Regions from separate parts of the Homo sapiens genome. Here region 2 is linked to region 1. Evidence: read pairs that join two places in POLR2A ChIA-PET (ENCODE). Cell type or tissue: MCF 10A. All regions are shown on one strand. Links, peaks and the distances in the headings refer to the core of each region. The heading gives the core; the rest is flanking DNA.

Region 1 (12,689 bases), core at 6,951-11,950:
GTGGGGGCCTTTCACAGACCCCTCCCTTGTTTACTGGTTCCGGTGAAGCCCTTGGCCTTCAGACTTCTCATCCCTCCGCCTTATCTGAGCTGGCCTTTACCCGGCCTGCCCTGTCAGCTGCTGGCCTTAAACCTGTCACTAGGTTGGGCTGGGCCTAGGGCCTGGGGCAAAGGCTGCTGGGCTGGGCCTTCCCCTTTGTGGGATTTCCAGCTGCCAGTGGAGAGGGCTCATTGCCCCCCACTCCACCCCTCACCCACCGCCACCATCCCTCACCCCTGTTCCTTTCTGGGGGCCAGGAGCCCAGCCAGGCATGGAGGGAGCAGCGGCGACCGTCCACCTCATCAGCCAGTGGGCAGTGGAGCCCAACGCCAGAGTGGGTGAGGAGGGACCCTGTGCCAGGCGAGCGGGGGCTGGGGTTTGGGCAGATGGTACTGAGGCGGGAGCTGGGTTGGGGCTCCTTGGCCCAGGGAAGCTCAGTGAAGATGGCAAGATGTCCGAATCAAAGGACCCTAGCATAGAAGCCTGACTCTGGGTCGGTCCTTCCGGCTGGTGACATCCCATGTGTTCAGCCTCTCTGGCTCGGTTGCTTCCTCTGTCTACACTGTTGCCAGAGTCCCCAGCAGGATTAAGCTCCAGGTGCCCACAGTGCTCTCTTCCTTAATAAATCACTCTTTCCGACTTCCTCCCCTGAATCTCATCCCCACGCCCTGTGTCTCCTGAGATCACGCCAGTTGCGCTGGGACAGGGATAATTACCGTCCCTGCCTGACCACGCTGTTGTGAGGGCTAAAGGCCACAGTCTCCCGAGAGGCACGTGGCACAGCTCTGGCTTAACGCGGGGCCATGGCGCTTGCCATCAATAAGGATTAACTCTTCCCGGGTCCTGCTTGGTGCCAGGCTCATGCTGCAAGGAGCAGGGGTACTTTCTGCCTTGGGGAGCCTGTGGTTCTGGGTCAGGGTCAGGCTTGCCCCGCAGCCTCCGGGGGCTGCTTTCTCAGCCCCAGGAACCCCGTCCCTCGCCAGGTCCTCTCCTGGAAGTCGAAGCTGCCGCTGCAGACCATCATGAGGCTGCTGCAGGTGCTGGTTCCGCAGGTGGAGAAGATCTGCATTGACAAGTGAGTCGGGCGCCGGCAGGGCCGGGGGTTGTGGGCGGGGCCGGGGTTGTGGGCGGGGCCGGTGGTGTGGGCAGGTGGGCTCTGGGCGGGGCCAGCCTAGGCTTAGGTAGGCGTGTGATGGGAAACATGGGTCTTGGGTGGCCAGGGTGAGCCCCGTGCTCCCCTGGACCACGTGAGTGTGCTGGAGATACCCCTCTCCCCGCAGGGGCCTGACGGATGAGTCTGAGATCCTGCGGTTCCTGCAGCATGGCACCCTGGTGGGGCTGCTGCCCGTGCCCCACCCCATCCTCATCCGCAAGTACCAGGCCAACTCGGGCACTGCCATGTGGTTCCGCACCTACATGTGGGGCGTCATCTATCTGAGGTGGGCCCCGGGGAGTGGGGTGGTGTCCACCTGAGAGCCTGCCCAGCAGGGCTCAACAGGGACCTCAGCTCTGGGCCCCACCACCTATGGTGGACTTCATGTCAAGACAGTCAACTAAGGCGGCCTTGCCTGGTTGACGGTGGCACCCGCTGCCCAGGGTGGGACATCGGGATGGAAAGGGTTGGCTTGGCCATTCCTGCTGCCCAGCTCCTCCTGGTGCCTTGTCTGCAAGGTGCCCCAGCACCTGGGTAACCCCCCATTTCCTCCACAGGAATGTGGACCCCCCTGTCTGGTACGACACCGACGTGAAGCTGTTTGAGATACAGCGGGTGTGAGGATGAAGCCGACGAGGGGCTCAGTCTAGGGGAAGGCAGGGCCTTGGTCCCTGAGGCTTCCCCCATCCACCATTCTGAGCTTTAAATTACCACGATCAGGGCCTGGAACAGGCAGAGTGGCCCTGAGTGTCATGCCCTAGAGACCCCTGTGGCCAGGACAATGTGAACTGGCTCAGATCCCCCTCAACCCCTAGGCTGGACTCACAGGAGCCCCATCTCTGGGGCTATGCCCCCACCAGAGACCACTGCCCCCAACACTCGGACTCCCTCTTTAAGACCTGGCTCAGTGCTGGCCCCTCAGTGCCCACCCACTCCTGTGCTACCCAGCCCCAGAGGCAGAAGCCAATGGGTCACTGTGCCCTAAGGGGTTTGACCAGGGAACCACGGGCTGTCCCTTGAGGTGCCTGGACAGGGTAAGGGGGTGCTTCCAGCCTCCTAACCCAAAGCCAGCTGTTCCAGGCTCCAGGGGAAAAAGGTGTGGCCAGGCTGCTCCTCGAGGAGGCTGGGAGCTGGCCGACTGCAAAAGCCAGACTGGGGCACCTCCCGTATCCTTGGGGCATGGTGTGGGGTGGTGAGGGTCTCCTGCTATATTCTCCTGGATCCATGGAAATAGCCTGGCTCCCTCTTACCCAGTAATGAGGGGCAGGGAAGGGAACTGGGAGGCAGCCGTTTAGTCCTCCCTGCCCTGCCCACTGCCTGGATGGGGCGATGCCACCCCTCATCCTTCACCCAGCTCTGGCCTCTGGGTCCCACCACCCAGCCCCCCGTGTCAGAACAATCTTTGCTCTGTACAATCGGCCTCTTTACAATAAAACCTCCTGCTCCACATTCTGACTCTGTGGTTGAGGCGAGGGGCCAGGTGTGGCTCTTGTCTTCAGGGGAGCTGGGGACTCTGCACCCCAGAGGGCCCCCAGTGCATGACTGGGAACCAGCATTTGTTATTTTCTTGGGTGGGAAAGCAGGATCAGACCCTGTCACCTAGGGTTTGGGCCCCTGGGCTGTTGCTGCCCAGAGAAAGAGCCCACAGGAGAGGCCATGGGGCCTCACCAGGCAGCCACTGAGACAGCGCTGGGAGGGCTATGCTTGCTAGTGACTCACTTCGGTGGGGGTGGGTGAGGAGGAGGGCAGAGCCTCACCTGCAGGGCCAGGGCTGCCCTCTCTGGCCTCGTCCCAGGCAGAGCCCACTGTTTGCACTGGGCTCAGGGAGACGGATGGCCTGCCACACCTGCCCTTTCTCTTCCGTTCCTGCCCTACCTGATGGCTCAGGAGATGAGCCAGGCCTGGGACCGGCAGCCAGGGGCCACAGCCTGCATGGTGAGCCCGCTGCAGAATGTCACCGGGGGCTCTGTCCTAGAGAGAGGGTGTGCTGGGGAGGGGTGGGGGTGGAGAGACACGAGCCCGGACTTGTCTCTCCCACCTCTTCCCCCGGATCAGACCAAGGAAGAACTGGGTTAGACCCCTCCTGGCCCGGAAGCAGGACTGTCCCAGCCCCACAGCCCTACTCAAAAGGACCATTCCTTCCCACCATGTCCGGAGGAGCAGTTCTGTCCCTGGGAACAAATGCCATGAGCCTGAATGCAATCCATTAAACAAATAGGGTTTATGCGGCAGGAGAGAGCTGTTGAACCCTGCCTGGCAGCCAATGAATGAGCTCATTAGGAGACAGGTGTGTGGGGAGAGGAGCTGGCCTCCTAGCTCGGAGCTCTGAGCTCTGAGGATGTCCAGAGCCACACTTGGACCAGGTGCTCTTCTCGCAGCAGGGGGCAGACCTCTGAGTCCTGGCTGGAGAGGGGTGCCCCTCGCCAAGCTCCCCAGACTCGGTCATGTAGGTCTGACCCTCCCACAGAGTAGCCGTGAGGGGGCCCCTGCCAGCCTCCTGGGGTGCACCCTTGGCTTGCGGATCGTGGTGGGAAGGCAGGGGGCAGGCATGTGCCCAGGCCTGGCCGTGGGCATCAGAAGCTCAGTGTCCAGGCCCCTGCTGTTGGCCTCTGGCTCTAGGCAGTGCCCTCCCCTTCAGTGAGGCTCTGGGGAGCAGGAGGCCTTGAGAGCCTCAGGCTGGTCTCGGCACCTCAGAATGAGGCATCTGCTCAGAGACTCTGGGCTACCATCTTCCCCACCTTGGCACTTCGAGGTTCTGCCGGGGGTGGGCAGCCTCAGGCCCCCAGGTAGACCTCCACCAGGCCTCCCACAGAGTGCATGCGGTAGAAGACCCCCAGAGGCAGGCCGAAGTTGACGATGGCGAACCATATCTGGTAGCCGTAGAAATCCTTTTCTAGCCCGTTCTCAAACTCCGGGTGTATGCCAAATGCAGGCATCATCCACAGCTGGGGAAGAGGATGTGCTGAGTTAGGGAAGGGCTCTCCTGTGCCCCAAGGCACTCAGTTCAGGGGAGGCAGCCCCCAAACCTGCAGCCCCTCCAGTGCCACCCCCACCTCCCGCTCAGTCTTCTTCTAACCCTTGGGCTTTCAGCGTGAGCTCTTCTTTCCCCCAGATCTTTCTCGCCCTACTGCAGAAGGCCTTAGCTATCCCCAGCCATCTCTGTGAGCTTGCCTGTGGCCAGCCTGAACTTCAGATGGGTCAGGAGACCCCAGGCTGCCGCCACGTGTGGGGAGAAGCAGGAATTCCCAGCGCGCCACCTGCTCTGTCAAGCTGGGCACCCCCACCCTGTACCCTGAGCTCGGGCTTCACTCCTCGGCTAGCTACTTTTTATTTTTATTATTTATTTATTTTTTTGAGACAGGTCTCACTCTGTCACTCAGGCTGGAGTGCAGTGGCAGGATCACAGCTCACTGCAGCCTCAACCTCCCGGGCTCAAGTGATCCTCCCACCTCAGCCTCCCAAGTAGCTGGGACTACAGGCATGCACCATCATGCCTGGCTAATTTTTATTTTTATTATTACTATTTTTTAAGATACAGAGTCTCACTCTGTCACCCAGGCTGGAGTGCAGTGGCACGATCTCAGCTCACTGAAACCTCTGCCTCCTGGGTTTGAGCAATTCTCGTGCCTCAGCCTCCCGAGTAGCTGGAATTACAGGTGTGCACCACCATGCCTGGCTAATTTTTGTATTTTTAGTAGAGATGGGGTTTACCATGTTGCCCAGGCTGGTCTCCAACTCCTGGCCTCAAATGATCCACTCACCTCAGTCTCCCGAAGTGCTGGGCTTACAGGCGTGAGCCACCGTGCCCAGACTAATTTAAAATTTTTTTTGTAGAGACAGGGTCTCCCTGTGTTGCCCAGGTTGGTCTTAAACTCCTGGGCTCAAGGGATCCTCCTCCCTCGGCCTCCCAAAGTGCTGGGATTACAGGTGTGAGCCACTGTGCCCTGTCATTTCTGCTAGTTATGACCCCCTGCCCCCTCCTACCTTCCTGTCCAAATTCTACCCCTTCCTCAAGGCTCAGATCAAAACTTCATGAAGCCTTCCTTGGCTATGCAGGCCCACAGTTCCTTTGCTGAGCTCCTAATGCACTTTAGAGCCAATTTATTCTCTGCCTGGACCAGAGGTTTCATTTCTCAGGTATGTTTTCAGTGCATTGATTGCTTGGAGTCAAACACAACCCTGAGTTGTCCCAGCCCTGCCACTTACAGGCTGTGGGTACTTGGGCAGGTACAATAACCTAAGCCTTAGTTTCCTCCTCTGTGAAAAGGGACAGCAATAGTGTCTGTTGCATGGAGTTACTGTCATGATTCAATGAAGCGTAGAGACATTGCATGGAAAGGTGTACCTGGGACTTCCGCCAGAAGCTGGGCAGCCATTATCAACATCTTCCTCTAGGAGTGTCTTAGAAAATCAGGTACTTCCTGATCTCTTCCTTTGACTGAACCCAGGGATGATGAATTCAGTGGTGTCTTCCCAACTAGACAGGAAGTTTCTGGAGGGTGGATGTCTTACATATTTGTTTGTGAAGAGCACTTAGCCAAGTGCTTGGCACATTCATTTGTGCCAGGCACCCTGTAGGGAACTGGGGGGACACTCTCAAGCAGCATCAAGCTAGTTGGAAAAAGATGTGTCCTTGATCCATCCCTTCCTGAGTGAGGCTTTCTGGGTCTGCCTGGCCACCTCTACCCTCCAGGCCCCTTAGCCCAGCCACTTACTGTGATATTGCAGAGGATGAGGAAGAGTGAGATCTCCTTGAGTGCCCTCCGCTTCCAGTTGAGGTGGCTGTAGGAGTGGATGTAGGCCAGTGAGGCCCGCTGCAGGCCCTGGCCCAGCTCCAGCAAGGAGCCTCTGCGGGGAGGCTCAGCCTCCTGCTTTCCTGCCAGGCCCTCGGGAACTGTCTCCCAGAGTGGGCGCCGGTGCAGGCCCTCGATGATGAAGAGGTTCTGAGCGATGTGCTGCAGGATGAGCAGCAGCGAGTAGGCCAGGATGAGGCGGTTGAGCAGCTCATGCGGGCGCTTGGCCACAATGGCCACGATGGAGAAATAGGCGATGCCCATCTGGCCCAGTGCAGCACCCATTAGCAGCACCACATCCAGGCTGCGGGTAGGGTTCTTGACCGTGTCCAGCTCTCTCTCCTCCAGCCCGTGTATGGCTGTGCCCGCCAGGCACGCCAGACTCATGGTGGGCAGCACAGCCACATAGAAGGCATAGTAGAGGGTGAAGTACTGGCAAGCAATGGCAGGGCCACTGGCCTCGATTTGGAAGAGCACAAAGACGCACACACCTGCCAGCAGCACCAGCAGGCCCAGCAGCGGCCCGAAGATGGCCCCGTGCAGGTGGAAGGGTGCGGTGGCAGGGTGGGCACCCATGTGGGGTGCCACGTGGCGGCCCACGTTCTTCCACATGACAAACAGCACAGCACAGCAGATGAGGCAGTACTCAGTGCTGAAGGGGTAGAGCATCAGGAAGCCTCTCCGGAAAGCTTCACACGCGGTGGCATTGAGGCACAGACAGGTGTTGGTCTCATTGCCTGGGAGGGAGGCAGGGTGGGAGGGACAGACATTCAGGCAGGCTCTGCTCTGAGGAAACTGGCTACACAGATACCTCCCATTCCCTGGAATACACTAGAGCTGAAAGCGACCCAGCCGCTCATTTTACCAATGTGGAAACTGAGGCCCAGGCAAAGAGATCACAAATCCCACAGAATGGTCATTCTTTTTCAAAGGAATTGAAGACTTCAGATGCCAAACTTACGTAAAGCATTAAAAACATGATGCCAGCCAGGCGCAGTGGCTCATGCCTGTAATCCCAGCACTTTGAGAGGCCAAGGCAGGAAGACTGCTTGAGCTCAGGAGTTCAAGATCGACTTGGGTAACATGGTGAGACCTCGTCTCTACTAAAAATAAAAAACATGGCCAGGTGCGGTGGTTCATGCCTGTAATCCCAACACTTTGGGAGGCTGAGGCAGGTGGATCACCTGAGGTCAGGAGTTCAAGACCAGCTTGGGCAACATGGTGAAACCCCGTCTCTACTAAAAATACAAAAATTAGCTGGGCATGGTGGCACGTGCCTGTAATCCCAGCTACTCGGGAGGCTGAGGCAGAAGAATGGCTTGAGACCGGGAGGCAGAGGTTGCAGTGAGCCAAGATTGTGCCATTGCACTCCAGCCTGGGCGACAGAGCAAAACTCCATCTCAAAAAAAAAAACCACAAAAAACAAAAAACAAAAACTAACAAAAAACATTAGCCGGATGGCACACATCTGTAGTCCCAGCTATTTGGGAGGCTGAGGTGGGAGGATCACTTGAGCCTGGAAGGTTGAGGCTGCAGTGAGCCGTGTTCCCATGACTGTATTCCACTTTGGGTGACAGAGTGAGAGTGTGTCTCAAATAAACCAAAAACCGAAACCCCAAGAACCCTCACATGATGTCTCTGGTGTCAAATGTCACCTCCACAGATTACTTCCTGGGCTCAAGGGAAAACCCGTGGCTGTGACAGCGGAACCCAGCCATCGGCCTTAGCAGCACTCAGGGTCAGGTCATCAGTCATTAGTACCTTGCCATCCCTGTCCCTCAGAGCACACAGCATCACCTGGAAGAAGCTGGGGCCGAAAATATCTAACCTGAATCTAATCAAGATTTTGTCTATACTTCCCGTTCCAAGGAAAAGTAGGGGAGAGGGATGTGAGTTAAACACTGCCAGGAGGAAGCAACCTGACAAGTCTCAAGGTCAGTGGGAAAACACCAATTTAGACTTAACCAAATGCATTGCATGTTTGAACAAACCGTCTGTAAAAGACATTTCTGGGGCTAACTGGAGAAAGTGGGATATAGATTGATTTAGAGGACAGAATGAAGCTAAAGGATTTTGTTAACAATTGTAATAGCATTGTGGTCATGTGGGGGAATACATCTCTTTCTAAAGAGATGTACACTGGGTCCGGCATGGTGGCTCATGCCTATAATCCCAGCACTTTGGGAAGCTGAGGAGGGAGGATCACTTGAACCCAGTAGTTTGAGATGAGTCTGGGCTCAGAAATTTTTTTGTGAGACTCCATCTTTACAAAAATTTTAAAAATTAGCTGGGTGTGCTGGCATGTGCCTGTAGTCCCAGCTACTCAGGAGGCTGAGGTGGGAGGATCGCTTGAGCCCAGAAGTTTGAAACTGTAGTGAGCTATGATTTCACCACTGCACTCCAGCCTGGGTGACAGAGCGACACCCTGTCTCAAAAAGAAAAAAAAAGAAAGAAAGAAGAAAAAAAGATGCATGCTGAAATATTTTGAGATATAATGTCATGATTTCTGTAATTTAAGTACTTCAGCAAAAATTAAAAATAAATAAATATGGCCAAATATTAATAATTATTATGCCTAGATGATGGGTATGTCTTGTTCTTCTACTCATTTGTAATGCTTGAATCTTATTTTATTTTGTTTTATGACAGTTTCACTCTTGTCACACAGGCTGGAGTGCAATGGTGCGATCTCGGCTTACCGCAACCTCCGCCTCCCGGGTTCAAGCGATTCTCATGCCTCAGCCTCCTGAGTAGCTGGGATTACAGGCACCCACAACCATGCCTGGGTAATTTTTGTATTTTTAGTAGAGACGGGGTTTCGCCATGTTCGCTAGGCTGGTTTCAAACTCCTGACCTCAGGTGATCTGCCTGCCTCGGCCTCCCAAAGCGCTGGGATTATAGGCGTGAGCCACTGTGCCCAGCCCTGAATTATTTTATAATTTCAAAATCCATGATGTCACTTGGCAAAAATTCTCTCTTTGCACAGCTTTTCTGAGAAATGCAAGCAGAGTATATAGAATGCTCACAGTACACAGGCGTGTCGTGACTGATGCAGCGGGTATGTGAATGTGTGGATGTGCTGGGAGGGCTGGGCTGCAGGGCGTGATGGTGATGCCACCCGGGGCGGGGTGGGGCATGTACATACAGGTGTGGCTCAATCCCACAGAGCAGTGTTCCCATGTAGGGTATGGGATGCAGCCTCTAGGATAGGAGGTGAGGCATATGGGACAATCTTGGGAGTTTTTTTCTGTCCAGATATCTTCCGTCCCACCTGATTGATGAGGCCAGGCACCTAAAATTGTGTTAGGAAGATATTCCTTTCAGCCGGGAGGCTGTTGAGTTGCTTGCAAGTAAAATGCAAATGCCACGGGCGGGGTGCATACCTGAAGGACTTAGTGGCTCTCTCAGCCAGGATCAGTGGCTGGCTTGCTGATGGCTAGCTGGACACCTGGAGTTGGGTGCAGGGCGTCAGCACCTGATGGGGTGGGATGGGGACCACTGGCAAACTTCAGTTTTCTGTTGATTCCTAATCTGGCCTCTAGAGTTTGCTCCCAACTCTATAGACCTACTGAGCCTCACCTGTTTTAGAGAGTGTAGCGTTTATGTGTGTGTGTGTGTGTGTGTGTGTGTGTGTGTGTTTCAGGGCAAGGAAGACCTGGTCTCCTTTCCATACCTGTGGATTTTTCCATGAGGATGCCAAGCTCAGCTTCGATCTCTCGGTGCATGGAGTCATTGGTAACGGCCAGAACCCACAGCAGCAGGTTTGTGGCCAGGGTCAGCATCAGGCCACACCTGGGGGAAATGCCACACTCTTCTCACACACCCTGGCCGGCTCCCCAGGTGCCAAACCCTCACCATCCACTGTTGTTGGGGCAACCACTCACTCCCAACCACTCACTCCCTAGTGTCACACTGGCACTAGGACACAAGAGGCAGCCCTGGGGCCACCTAGGACACATCCCAGACTAACCTATAGCCCCGCGGCCACCCTGACCAGGGAAGTGGTGGGGAGGACAGAGAGGCCAGAGGGTTTGGGAGGGAGAGAAGTCTTACCTAGTGAAGTTGGTCTGGACCCGAACACAGTCTTTGCAGTGTTTCCAGAGCACCCAGGTCTGAAAGAGACAGGGCCTTGAGCCCAGGGGCTGGTGGAGGTGGTGGGACCACAGTGTGAGTTCCTGGGGCGCATGCGTGTATTTACAGTGAAAGACACAGGGAGAAAGACTGGGTCGGAATCTTGGCTCTACTGCTTCTTGCTGTGTGGTATTGAATCAGTGGCAAACCATCTCTGAGCCTTAGTTGCCTCAGCTGGGAAAAGGGACCAAAAAGCCCACCCTTTGGGGAAGTGCTTTCTTGTTGGGGGAAATAAGACTGCGGGAACGAAGCACCCAACACAATGCCTGGTGACAAGAGAAACCTAAGAGGAAGCTGGAGATTGTATTCTTTTCTTTTTTGTTTTTTGGAGTCTCGCTCTGTCGCCCAGGCTGGAGTGCAGTGGCGCAATCTCGGCTCACTGCAAGATCTGCCTTTCGGGTTCACACCATTCTCCTGCCTCAGCCTCCTGAGTAGCTGGGACTACAGGCGCCTGCCACCACGCCCAGCTAATTTTGTTTTTGTATTTTTGGTAGAGACAGGGTTTCACTGTGTTAGCCAGGATGGTCTCAGCTAGTCTCGATCCCCTGACCTTGTGATCCACCCACCTCGGCCTCCCAAAGTGCTGGGATTACAGGTGTGAGCCACCGCGCCTGGCCGATTGTATTCTTTTTTTTTGAGACAGAGTCTCACTCTGTCGCCCAGGCTGGAGCTCAGTGGCATGATCTTGGCTCACTGCAACCTCTGCCTCCTGGGTTCAAGCGATTCTTGTGCCTCAGCCTCCCGAGTAGCTGGGACTACAGGCGTGCGCCACCACACCCGGCTAATTTTTGTATTTTCAGTAGAGACAGGGTTTTACCATGTTGGCCAGGCTGGTTTCAAACTCCTGACCTCAGGTGATCTGCCTGCCTCGGCCTCCCAAAGTGCTGGGATTACAGGCGTGAGCCACTGCGCCCTGCCGAGATTGTATTCTTAAGAGAAGGTTTATACATGTAGGGAGTGTATATCCAGGGATATGCCTACATACGCATAGACAGCTGGACTTCTAAGTGTCTACATTCGGTGACACGGTGTGTGTGTTGATGCAGGAACCCGTGGGTATGTGTGGACGTGGACACTTGTGTGAGGGGTGTGGTGTGTGTGCAAAGACCCTGGGACATTAGGTATTTGCCTGTGTGGCTGTTCCTAGGCATAGGTAGTGGGAGGTGTGTGCATGGCATGGGTAGATAGGGTATGTCCTCGGTGATGTGGGGACGTGAGAAGCCTGTCACCTGGACGCCGATGAAGACCATCTCGATGACAGAGAAGACAAGGTCCAGCTGTGACTTGCAGCGGATGTGGCTCACATCGTAGCCCACTCGGAAGATGTTGAGGCAGAAGGTGCAGCTGCCGAAGAGCACTAGGGAACCTGGCCGGACATGTGGGCGGGCGTTGGCACCTGCGCGGAACCGGCTCTCCCTCCCCACCCCTGCCCAGCCCCCCAGCAACCTGACACTCACCCCGCACCCAGAGGGGCCCCGCGTGGGGATCTTGGTAGAGCACGGCGTGTGGTCGGCGGGTGGTGCTTGCCACATAGTAGAGAAGCCAAAGCAGGGAGAGGACCTTCAGCGTGGCCAGCAGGATCCACACGTCACCCAGAGTGACGGCCACCTTGTTGAAGATCATGCTGCAGATGAAGGCGCCACCCAGGAACACCACATTCAGGGCCAGGAGCCCCGAGAAGAGTTGTCCAGCCTTCTGGGCCTGCCGGTCCCGCCGCAGCAGCAGAGAGAAATGCCTCACCAGCCAGGACTTCTGCCGGGGCCGGGTGGCGGCCGCTCTCTCCTCGGCCCCCACATCCACTCGGTTCTCCTTCTCCGGGGCTGCTTCAGTCTCCTGTGCTTCTGAAGAAGGCATGGGTGTAGCCTCAGCAGGGGCTGGAGATGGAGAAAGGGTCCTGGGTTAACTGCCAGGCTGTCCTGGGTTCAAGTCCACGCTGCCCCTAACCGCTGTGTGACCCAGGGTCAGCTATGCGGCCTCTCTGGTTGGGTGGTTGGGACATTGGAACTAATAGCAGCTGCCCCATCTATCTTACAGGACCTGAGGAGGTTCAAACAGACCAGGAGACCCTACGGAAACCTCTCGTGCTGCACATAAACATGGGGAATTAGTTTGACTGGCGTGAGGATCATGTCCTCCCTCTCAACCCCACTTCCTGACTTGTGCCTGATCCTAAAGTCAGCGTCTGCCTAGTGCCTGGTCAGTTTCTAGGGCTGTGACTTTTTGCCATGAAAAGGCAGCGGTGTCCTTCCGCCTTCTGGTAGGACTTTCACTTCTGACACCAGGGAGGGCAAATTGGTGGCCTTTCTTATTCTGACCCTGATTGGTTGGGAAATGATTGCCTAAAATGTCTTGTAGAGAAGCATCCTGAGGCTGTGTCTGGGCTTGGTAGGGAAGAATGGTGTGATCTGAAACAATACTGTATTATGGGAACATACAAGCACCTATATGATTACTTTTAAAAGGTCTAGACCAGCAGTCCCCTCCCCAACTTTTTTGGCACCAGGGAGCAGTTTCGTGGAAGACAATTTTTCCATGGATGGAGGGTGGAGGGATGGTTTCGGGATGAAACTGTT
Region 2 (10,219 bases), core at 5,220-10,219, 220 kb before region 1:
TGTCACATGCAATGGCATGATCTTGGCTCACTGCAACCTCCACCTCCTGGGTTCAAGTGATTCTCCTGCCTCAGCCTCCCAAGTAGCTGGGATTACAGGCGTGCAGGCGTGCGCCACCACGCCCAGCTAATTTTTTTGTTTTGTTTTTTGTATTTTTAGTAGAGACTGGGTTTCACCATTTTGGCCAGGCTGGTCTTGAACTCCCGACCTCAGGTGATCTGCCTGCCTCGGCCTCCCAAAGTGTTGAGATTACAGGTGTGAGCTGCCACACCCGCCCCCCCCCACCTTTTTTTTTTTTTTTGAGACCAAGTCTCACTCTGTCACCGGTGTTGGAGTCCAGTGGCACAATCTTGGCTCACCACAACCTCTGCTTCCTGGGTTCAAGCGATTCTCCTGCCTCAGCCTCCCGAATAGCTGGGATTACGGGCACATGCCACCATGCCCGGCTAATTTAAAAAATATTTTTAGGCCGGGTGCAGTGGTTCACGCCTATAATCCCAGCATTTTGGGAGGCCGAGGAGGGTGGATCATGAGGTCAGGAGATCTAGACTGTCCTGGCTAACACGGTGAAACCCCGTCTCTACTAAAAATACAAAAAATTAGCCAGGCGTTGTGGCGGGCACCTGTAGTCCCAGCTACTCGGGAGGCTGAGGCAGGAGAATGGCGTGAACCCAGGAGGCGGAGCTTGCAGTGAGCTGAGATCCTGCCACTGGACTCCAGCCTGGGCGACACAGGGAGACTCCGTCTCAAAAAAAAAAAAAAAATTTTTTTTTAATAGGGATGGGGTGTCACCAGGTTGGCCAGGCTGGTCTTGAACTCCTGACCTCAGGTGACCCGCCCACTTCAGCCTCCCAAAGTGTTGAGATTACAGGAGTGAGCCATTGTGCGTGGCCCTAGCCTTTTTTTCTCTTTTTTTGATACAGGATCTTTTGCTTTGTCACTCAGGCTGGAGTGAGCTGGTGTGGTCTCAGTTCACTGCAGCCTTGATCTTATGGGCTCAATTGATCCTCCCACCTCGGCTTCCTGAGTAGCTGGGAGTATGGACATGTGTCACCATGGCTGGCTAATTTTTTTTTTTTTTCCTTTTTTTTTTTGTAGAGATGTTGTCTCCCTATGTTGCCCAGGTGGTCTCGGTCTCTTGGGCTCAAGCAATCCTCCAATGTTGGCCTCCAGTAGTACTGGGATTACAGGCATGAGCCACCGCACCTGGCTAATATTCTGCTTTTTACTCAAAAACTAAGTTTTGGCTGGGCGCAGTGGCTCACACCTGTAATCCCAGCACTTTGGGAGGCCGAGGCAGGCAGATCACTTGAGCTCAGGAGTTTGAGACCAGCCTGGCCAACATGACGAAACCCCATCTCTACTAAAAATACAAAAAAATTAGCTGGGCATGGTGGCGGATGCCTGTAATCTCAGCTACTTGGGAGACTGAGGCAGGAGAATTGCTTGAACCTGAGGGGTGGACGTTGCAGTGAGCTGAGATCACGCCACTGCAGTCCAGCCTGGGTGACAGAAATCCTGTCTCAAAAAAAAAACAAAAAAGTTTTATCTAATAGTCATAAAAAAGGAAGCCAAGTGAAAAATTACTTAAACCAAGTGTGTTGATACATTAAGCTATGAGACATCTAAAATAATGAAACTTGGAACTTAGTGGAACATGTACATGTTTTCAGCATACTTAAACCCAAAAATCATTAATTTTCAGAACTTAATCAGTGCTTTTACATTTGTTTTTTCTTTTATGCTAGTTGGAAATGGAGGATGAAGATACAATTGATGTGTTCCAACAGCAGACGGGAGGTGTCTACTGAAAAGGGAACCTGCTTCTTTACTCCAGAACTCTGTTCTTTAAAGACCAAGATTACATTCTCAATTAGAAAACTGCAATTTGGTTCCACCACATCCTGACTACTACCGTATAGTTTTCTCTATTCTTTCATTTCCCCCTTCCCCATTCCTTTATTGTACATAAAGTAACTGGTATATGTGCACAAGCATATTGCATTTTTTTTTTTTTTAACTAAACAGCCAATGGTATGTTTTGATTGACATCAAGTGGAGACGGGATGGGGAAAAATACTGATTCTGTGAAAATACCCCCTTTCTCCATTAGTGGCATGCTCATTCAGCTCTTATCTTTATATTCCAGTAAGTTATTTTGCTCTCACTGTTTTAACAAAAAAAAAAAACAACAACATAAAAATCCTTGCATACCTTGTTCAATTGGAGAATTTTAATGTTTTTCATTTATCATTGTAAAACCAAGGACAATTTTATAACTTTTTTGTACGTAGCTGTTACATGTAGGGCAATCTGTCTTTAAGTAGGGATAAATTACTCTAAAACAAAAAAGAATCCTAGATAGTTTTCCCTTCAAGTCAAGCGTCTTGTTGTTTAAATAAACTTCTTGTTTAAAATGAGCTGTTTTCTTTATTCTGAGAAATATTAAATAGAAAATTGAGGCTTAGAAAAAACATAAATAGGCCTGCTTAGAAGTAACATTTCAAGAAGGAAATAAAGCTACTTGGTGTTTCTGACAGACTGATACTGATGCCAAACAAAGAATAACAGTTTTATAAATATCACCTTGTTCCAAAAGTTTCTCTAGGTCCCATGTTAATATGCAAGTATACTAGCAGAAAAATTGGGCCATAGTATCGTGGATTTCCAGGTATTTTCTGTATATTAAGTGAGGCACGGAGCATAGGGTATAGGGTAGCACATGTGGCAAGGAAAAAGTTCTGATTTTGCCTTTGTTGCTGATAAAACACTGAACCATTCTAGCCTGCACTTATCATAAGTAAATACTCCCTAACCTAAAATAAAGTTTTCGTTCCTTATTCAAGGATTTTTTTTTTGAGACGGAGTTTTCCTCTTGTTGCCCAGGCTGGAGTGTAGTGGTGCAATTTCAGCTCACTGCAACCTCAGCCTCCTGAGTAGCTGGGGGGTCATAGGTGCATGCCACCACGCCCAGCTAATTTTTTTTCTATTTTTAGTCGAGACAGGGTTTTATCACGTATGCCAGGCTGGTCTCGAACTCCTGACCTTAGGTGATCCACCCGCCTCAGCCTCCCAAAGTGCAGGGATTACGGCATGAGCCACCACGCCTGGCCTATTCAAGAATATTGAGGGACAGAAAATATCTATATATATCCATCCTCAGAACCTTAAATATACAGGTCACTACAGTCTTTATTATTTTAATTTTTGTTTCTTAGGGTTTCTTTTGGTGGTGGTTTTTTGAGATGGAGCATCATTCCGTCTCCCAGGCTGTAGTGCAGTGGCACAATCTTGGCTCACTGCAAGCTCCGCCTCCCGGGTTCACGCCATTCTCCTGCCTCAGCCTCCCGTCTTAGGTCTTTTTGAAAGAGGTTATGCCTCTGTTGCCTAGTCTGGAGTGGTGCAATGGTGTGATCTTGGCTCACTGCAACCTCCACCTCCAGGTCTTAAGAGATCCTCCCTGCTCAGCCTCGTGAGTAGCTAGAACCGCAGGTGCATGCCACCACAGCTAATTCTTGTATTTTTTATAGAGAGTGTTTCGCCATATTGTCCAGGCCGGGCTCAAACCCCTGATCTTAAGTGATCTATCTGCCTTAGCCTCCCAATGTGCTGGGTTTACAGGCGTGAGCCACTATGCCCAGCCCCTTTTTAATTTTTTAAAAATGTTTATTTTTGAGATGGAGTTTCGCTCTTGTTGCCCCAACTGGAGACCAATGACATGATCTCAGCTCACTGCAACCTCCGCCTCCCGGGTTCAACTGATTCTCCTCCCTCAGCCTCCGGAAAAGCTGGGATTACAAGCATCTACCATCATACCTGGCTAATTCTGTATTTTTAGTAGAGAAGGGGTTTCTCTATGTTGGTCAGGCTGGTCTCCACCTCCCGACCTCAGGTGATCTGCCTGCCTTGGCCTCCCAAAGTGCTGAGATTACAGGCTTGAGCCACTGTGCCCGGCCAAATTTTTATTATTTTTAAATTAGAGGTGGGGTCTCACCATGTTGACCAGTTTGGTCTCGAACTTCTGGCCTCAGTCCCTTGTCTTGGCCTCCCAAAGTGTTGGGGTTTCAGGTGTTAGACCCCATGCCCAACCACTACAGTTTTTGTTTTTGTTTTTGTTTTTTTTTCAGACGGAGTCTTGCTCTGTCGCCCAGGCTGGAGTGCAGTGGCGCAATCTTGGCTCACGGCAAGCTCCACCTCCCGGGTTCACGCCATTCTCCTGCCTCAGCCTCCCCAGTAGCTGGGACTAAAGGTGCCCGCCACCATGCCCGGCTAATTTTTTTGTATTTTTAGTAGAGACAGGGCTTCACCATGTTAGCCAGGCTGGTCTCAAACTCCTGACCTCAGTTCATCCACCCGCCTTGGCCTTCCAAAGTGCTGGGATTACAGGCATGATCCACTGCGCCCGGCCTCACTGCCATTTTATAGATGAGAAAGCCAAGTTCCAGAAAAGTTGTGAAATAGACGGTGACTATAAAACTGGGACTAGAGATAGTATCCTAATGCTTGTTGATTGTTTTTGTCCATACTGATTGTCAACCTACCAATATAATCTACCATCAAGTCACCATGTAGTATTATGTGTTATTTCTCTTAATCTGCTGTACCTTTGTTTTTTGTTTTTTTGAGACGGAGTCTTGCTCTGTTGCCCAGGCTGGAGTGCAGTAGCGCGATCTCGGCTCACTGCAAGCTGCCTCCCGAGTTCACGCCATTCTCCTGCCTCAGCCTCCTGAGTAGCTGGGAGTACAGGCACCCACCACCATGCCCGGCTAATTTTTTGTATTTTTAGTAGAGACGGGGTTTCACCGTGTTAGCCAGGATGGTCTCGATCTCCTGACCTCATGAGCTGCCCGCCTCAGCCTCCCAAAGTGGTGGGATTACAGGCGTGAGTCACCGCGCCCGGCTGCTGTACCTTTGTTTTGATACACTCTTTACATTCCCTGTTTCTATAGCAAATGAGCATTGCCAGTGACAACAGGAATGCAGTAGATTTTTCTTTATGTTTGTATATGTATGAATTTTACTCTTGAATCAGCTAGACTAATTTTCCTATATGTACAGTGCCACCAGCTTGTTTTTTTAAAATTTGTGGGGTTTTTTTGTTTGTTTGGTTTTGGAGACAGAGCCTCCCAAGTAGCTGGAATTACAGGCGCCCACCACTATGCCTGGCTGATTTTTTTGTATTTGTAGTAGAGACGGGGTTTCACTGTGTTGGCCAGGCTGGTCTCAAACTCCTGACCTCAGGTGATGCGCCTACCTTGGCCTCCCAAAGTGCTAGGATTACAGGCGGGAGCCACCGCGCCCTGTTTATTTTACTTTTTTTTTTGAGATGGAGTCTCACTCTGTTGCCCAGGCTGGAGTTCAGTGGCGCAATCTTGACTCACTGCAAGCTATGCCTCCCGGGTTCACGCCATTCTTCTGCATCAGCCTCCCGAGTAGCTGGGACTACAGGCACGCGCCACCATGCCCGGCTAGTTTTTTGTATTTTTTAGTAGAGACGGGGTTTCACTGTGTTAGCCAGTATGGTCTTGATCTCCTGACCTCGTGATCCGCCTGCCTCGGCCTCCCAAAGTGCTGGGATTACAGGCGTGAGCCACTGTGCCCGGCCTACTTTTTTTTTTTTTTTTTTTTTTTTTAATGGAGTCTTGTTCTGTCCCCCAGGCTGGAGTGCAGTGGCAGGATCTCAGCTCACTGCAACTTCCGCCTCCTGGGTTCAAGTGATTCTCCTGCCTCAGCCTCCCGAGTAGATGGGATTACAGGCGTGTGCCATCACACCTGGCTAATTTTTTATATTTTTGGTAGAGATGGGGTTTTACCATGTTGGCCAGGCTGGACTCGAACTCCTGACCTCAAGTGACCCACCCGCCTCAGCCACTCAAAGTGCTGGGATTACAGGAATGAGCCACCGTGCCCAGGCAATGTGTGTTTGAGATGCCTAGCATGGTGTCTCCCACATGTAAGTTGTCTTTTGTTTTTATCTTTTTTTTTTTCTTTTTCTGAGACAGAGTCTCACTGTCTCTTTGGTACCCTAAGAAGCAAAGCATCCATCTACAGGATGAGTTAGAGTTCTGATTATCTAAATGGTGACTTGAAAGTTACTGCTGGTTGTGGTAGGAAATAGAGGCATACCTCACAGGGACTACGGGCTTGGTCCCAGACTGCAGCACTACAATAAAGAAGTCATCTCAATAAAACGAGTCACACAAATTTTTTGGTTTTTCAGTGCATATAAAAGTTATGTTCAGCCCTGGCAATATAGTGAGACCCTGTTTCTACAAAAAATAAAAGCCAGGTGCAGTGGTGCATGCCTGTAGTTCCAGCTACTCTGAAGGCTGAGGTGAGAAGATTGCCTGAGCTCGGGGGGAGGCCGAGGCTGCAATGAGCTGTGATCGCGCCACAGCAGTCCAGCTATGTTGACGGGGTAAGACCCTGTCTTGGAAAAAAAAAAGTTTATATTGTAGTCAGGTATTCGGTAGCATTATGTCTTAAAAAAAAATACATACTTTAATTTTTATTTTCTGGGAGTGGGGTGACAGGATCTTATTTTCTGTGTTGCCCAGGCTAGAGTGCAGTGGTGCAGTTATAGCTTACTGCAGCCTCGAACTCCTGGACTCGAGCAATACTCCCGCCTCAGCCTCCCAAGGTGTTGGGAATAATGAGCCACTGTGCCATACTTTAAAGTACTTTTTTGTTTGTTTTGGAGACAGGATCTTGCTTTGTCCACCGAGCCTGGAGTGCAGGGGTGTAATCACAGTTCAGTGCAGCATAGACATCCCGGATGCCTGTAATCCCAGCTAGTTGGGAGGCTCAGGCAGAGAATTGCTTGAACTCAGGAGGCCGAGGTTGCAGCGAACTGAGATTGCGCTACTGCACTCCAGCCTGGGCAACAGAGTGAGACTCCATCTCAAAAAAACCAAAAAACACAGTATCTGCAAAGTGCAATAAAATGAGGCATGCCTGTATGCATGTTTTATAATGAGACTTTGGTTTTTATAGTGGTTAGCTAATTTAAAAAGTTCCTTGAGGTAAAACATAATTAGAACAGAGTATATAAACTAGTTTGAAATTAATCTGTTGTTTGGATTGTAGATTGTTATTTCTCTGTAAGCAGTGCTGTGACTATATGAGGCAGTTTTAGGATTTCTTTTCTTTTCTTTTTCTTTTTTTTTTTTTTTTTTTTTTGAGATGGAGTCCCACTCTGTTGCCCAGGCTGGAATGCAGTGGCGTGATCTTGGCTCACTGCAAGCTCCACCTCCCGGGTTCACACCATTCTCCTGCCTCAGCCTCCCAAGTAGCTGGGACTACAGGCGTCCGCCACCACGCCCAGCTAATTTTTTGCATTTTTAGTAGAGATGGGGTTTCACCGTGTTAGCCAGGATGATCTTGATCTCTTGACCTCAAGATCCGCCTCCCAAAGTGCTGAGATTACAGGAGTGAGCCACCACACCCGGCCTCACTTTTAGGATTTCTTGTACCCTGAGGGCTTTGTGAAACACTTTAAAGTCCAAGAATTATCACCTAATATTTGTTTTCTTGGCCGGGCGCAGTGGCTCACGCCTGTAATCCCAGCACTTTGGGAGGCCGAGGTGGGTGGATCACAAGGTCAGGAGATCAAGACCATCCTGGCTAACACGGTGAAACCCCGTCTCTACTAAAAATAAAAAAAATTAGCTGGGTGTAGTGGCGGGCGCCTGTAGTCCCAGCTACTTGGGAGGCTGAGGCAGGAGAATGACGTGAACCAGGGAGGTGGAGCTTGCAGTGAGCCGAGATTTCGCTGCTGCACTCCAGCTTGGGTGACAGAGGGAGACTCCGTCTCAAAAACTATATACATTATATATATATATATATATATATATATATATATATATATATATGTATTTTTACCGTTCATATTTTAAAGGCATATTATGTGGCTAAATTTGCCACAAGTTACAGAATTTAGAATGTTAAGGGAAGAATTTTTCCACATTTTTTCTGGGGATACCCTTTGAAGTTATGTATTTATAATTTTAACAAATATCTTTGCGAAGGAGGCTAAATTCTTCTCTAGGAGAACAGGACAGATGGGTAATGGGTTTTTTTTTGGTTTTTTATTTTTTTGAAACAGGGTCTTGCTCTGTCACCCAGGCTGGAGTGCAGTGGCATGATCATGGTTCACTGCAGCCTAAACCTTTGGGCTCAAGCAATCCTCCTGCCTCAGCCTCTTGAGTAGTTTGGACCACAGGCACACACCACCATACATACAAAAATACAAAAAATTGTAGGCCGGGCACGGTGGCTTACGCCTGTAATCCCAACACTTTGGGAGGCTGAGGCAGGTGGATCACTTGAGGTCAGGAGTTCAAGGCCAGCCTGGCTAACACGGTGAAACCCCGTCTCTACTAAAAATACAAAAATTATCCGGGCGTGTTGGTGGGTGCCTGTAATCCCAGCTACTTGGGAGGTTGAGGCAAGACAATTGCTTGAACCTGGGAGGTGGAGGTTTCAGTGAATGGAGATCACGCCACTGCACTCCAATCTGGGCAACAGAGCAAGACCGTGTCTCTAAATAAACAAACAAACAAACAAACAAAAAATTGGCCGGGCACGGTAGCTCACACCTGTAACCCCAGTACTTTGGGAGGCTGAGGCAGGCAGATCACCTGAGGTTGGAAGTTTGAGACAAGCCTGGCCAACATGGCGAAACCCCATCTCTACTAAAACTACAAAAATTAGCCAGGCACTGGTGGTGGGCGCATGTAATCTCAGCTACTTGGGAGGCTGAGGCAAGAGAATCTCATGAAACCGGGAGGCAGAGGCTGCAGTGAGCCGAGATTCGGCCATTGAACTCCAGCCTGGGCAACAGAGGGAGATTCCATCTCAAAAAAAAGAGAAAGTTTGTCTGGGGGTGGTGGCTCACGCCAGTAATCCCAGCACTTGGGGAGGCCGAGGTGGGTGGATCACGAGGTCAGGAGTTCAAGACCAGCCTGGCCAGTGTGGTGAAACCCCATCTCTACTAAAAATACAAAAATTAGCCAGGCATGTTGGTATGCACCTGTAGTCCCGCTGCTCGGGAGGCTGAGGCAGAAGGATCGCTTGAACCTAGGAGGCAGAGGTTGCAGCGAGCCGAGATCATGCCACTGCACTCCAGCCTGGGAGACAGAGCTAGACTCTGTCTAAAAAAAAAAAAAGTTTTTGTATTTTTTTTTTGTAGAGATGGGATCTTGCCACATTGCCCAGGCTGGTCTTGAACTCCTGGGCTCAAGCAGTTCTTTTGCTTTCGCTTCCCAAAGTGCTGGGATTCTGCTTGTTTTTAAAAGAGAAATAGCAGTATAGTATTGGGGTAAACAGGACAAACTTAAACCACATAATTTTATTCAGTCCTTACTCTGAGGAGGAGGAAATATGAATTTCCTCTTGAGGAGGACAATTTAGGAATCATGCTCTTCATATCTACACTTTAGAGCAGTTAAAAAGGACCCAAGAGGGGCATGTCAGACCTTAGTAGAGTGTGTGTGCCATTCTGTTAACCTTAACTTGAAATAAAGGGAGCACATAAACTTGACAAAGCCATTTTCCACATTTGAGAACTCTCGGCTTATTTGTTTAATGGCAAATGAGTTTTAAAAGGAAATAAACTCCTTGAGCTGTCTTTTCCAGTATATTGATCTGTCTTTTTTTGTGAGGATACAGCTAAGAAAAGAATGGACAGATGCATACTAAATTTGGCCTTCGGAGTAATGGATGCAGAATGTGTCTGTGAAGATGTGGTCAAGTCACAAGTGATACGCTTAAGGGACGCCCTGAGATGTTGGGATTGAGAAGTAAAGTTTGGGGGAAATACTTGTCCCTGGACGATTTTGTTAGTTCAATCACTTAACCAAGTTCAAAAGCACATGACTAGCAATTTTTTTTTCTTTCTTTTTTTTTGAGACAGAGATTTTGCTCTTGTTTTCCAGGCTAGAGTGCAATGGCATGATCTTGGCTCACTGCAACCTCCACCTCCTGGGTTCAAGCAGTTCTCCTGTCTCAGCCTCCCAAGTAGCTGGGATTATAGGCATGTGCCACCACGCACAGGTAATTTTGTATTTTTAGTAGAGACAGTGTTTCTCCATGTTGGTCAGGCTGGTCTCAAACTCCTGACCTCAGGTGATCCATCTGCCTCAGCCTCCCAAAGTGTTGGGATTACAGGTGTGAGCCCACACGCGCCTGGCCAGCAGTGGTTTTAAAATGAAATCTTAAG

What was found. ChIA-PET counts read pairs that join two places held together with the same protein. Peaks named below come from ENCODE experiments on the same cell type or tissue, not always from the same donor. Only the 100,000 strongest peaks of a DNase experiment are listed, where the experiment ranks them.
Region 2: POLR2A ChIA-PET joins it to region 1 with 5 read pairs; 4 of 35 experiments call an interaction of 5 or more read pairs at or near these places.

What each region holds. Positions count from the first base shown.
Region 1 is chr17:74,940,694-74,953,382 of GRCh38, reverse strand. OTOP3 (otopetrin 3) reads right to left here. Exons shown (of 7, transcript NM_001272005.2): 2 at 11,574-11,990; 3 at 11,346-11,482; 4 at 10,039-10,097; 5 at 9,659-9,777; 6 at 5,908-6,722; 7 at 3,391-4,137. The coding sequence ends at 3,967. It overlaps HID1 (HID1 domain containing), which reads left to right. Exons shown (of 19, transcript NM_030630.3): 16 at 297-377; 17 at 1,023-1,114; 18 at 1,320-1,478; 19 at 1,750-2,641. The coding sequence ends at 1,813. Among named protein-coding and RNA genes, the nearest start is that of OTOP3, 11 kb to the right of the region's middle. RefSeq lists enhancers at 2,308-3,266, 8,756-9,955. In MCF 10A, for the core only: no CTCF peak of the experiment used is centred there; a DNase peak (open chromatin) is centred at 9,052.
Region 2 is chr17:75,159,931-75,170,149 of GRCh38, reverse strand. It overlaps SUMO2 (small ubiquitin like modifier 2), which reads left to right. Exons shown (of 4, transcript NM_006937.4): 4 at 1,749-4,564. The coding sequence ends at 1,811. Among named protein-coding and RNA genes, the nearest start is that of JPT1, 11 kb to the right of the region's middle. In MCF 10A, for the core only: no CTCF peak of the experiment used is centred there; no DNase peak of the experiment used is centred there.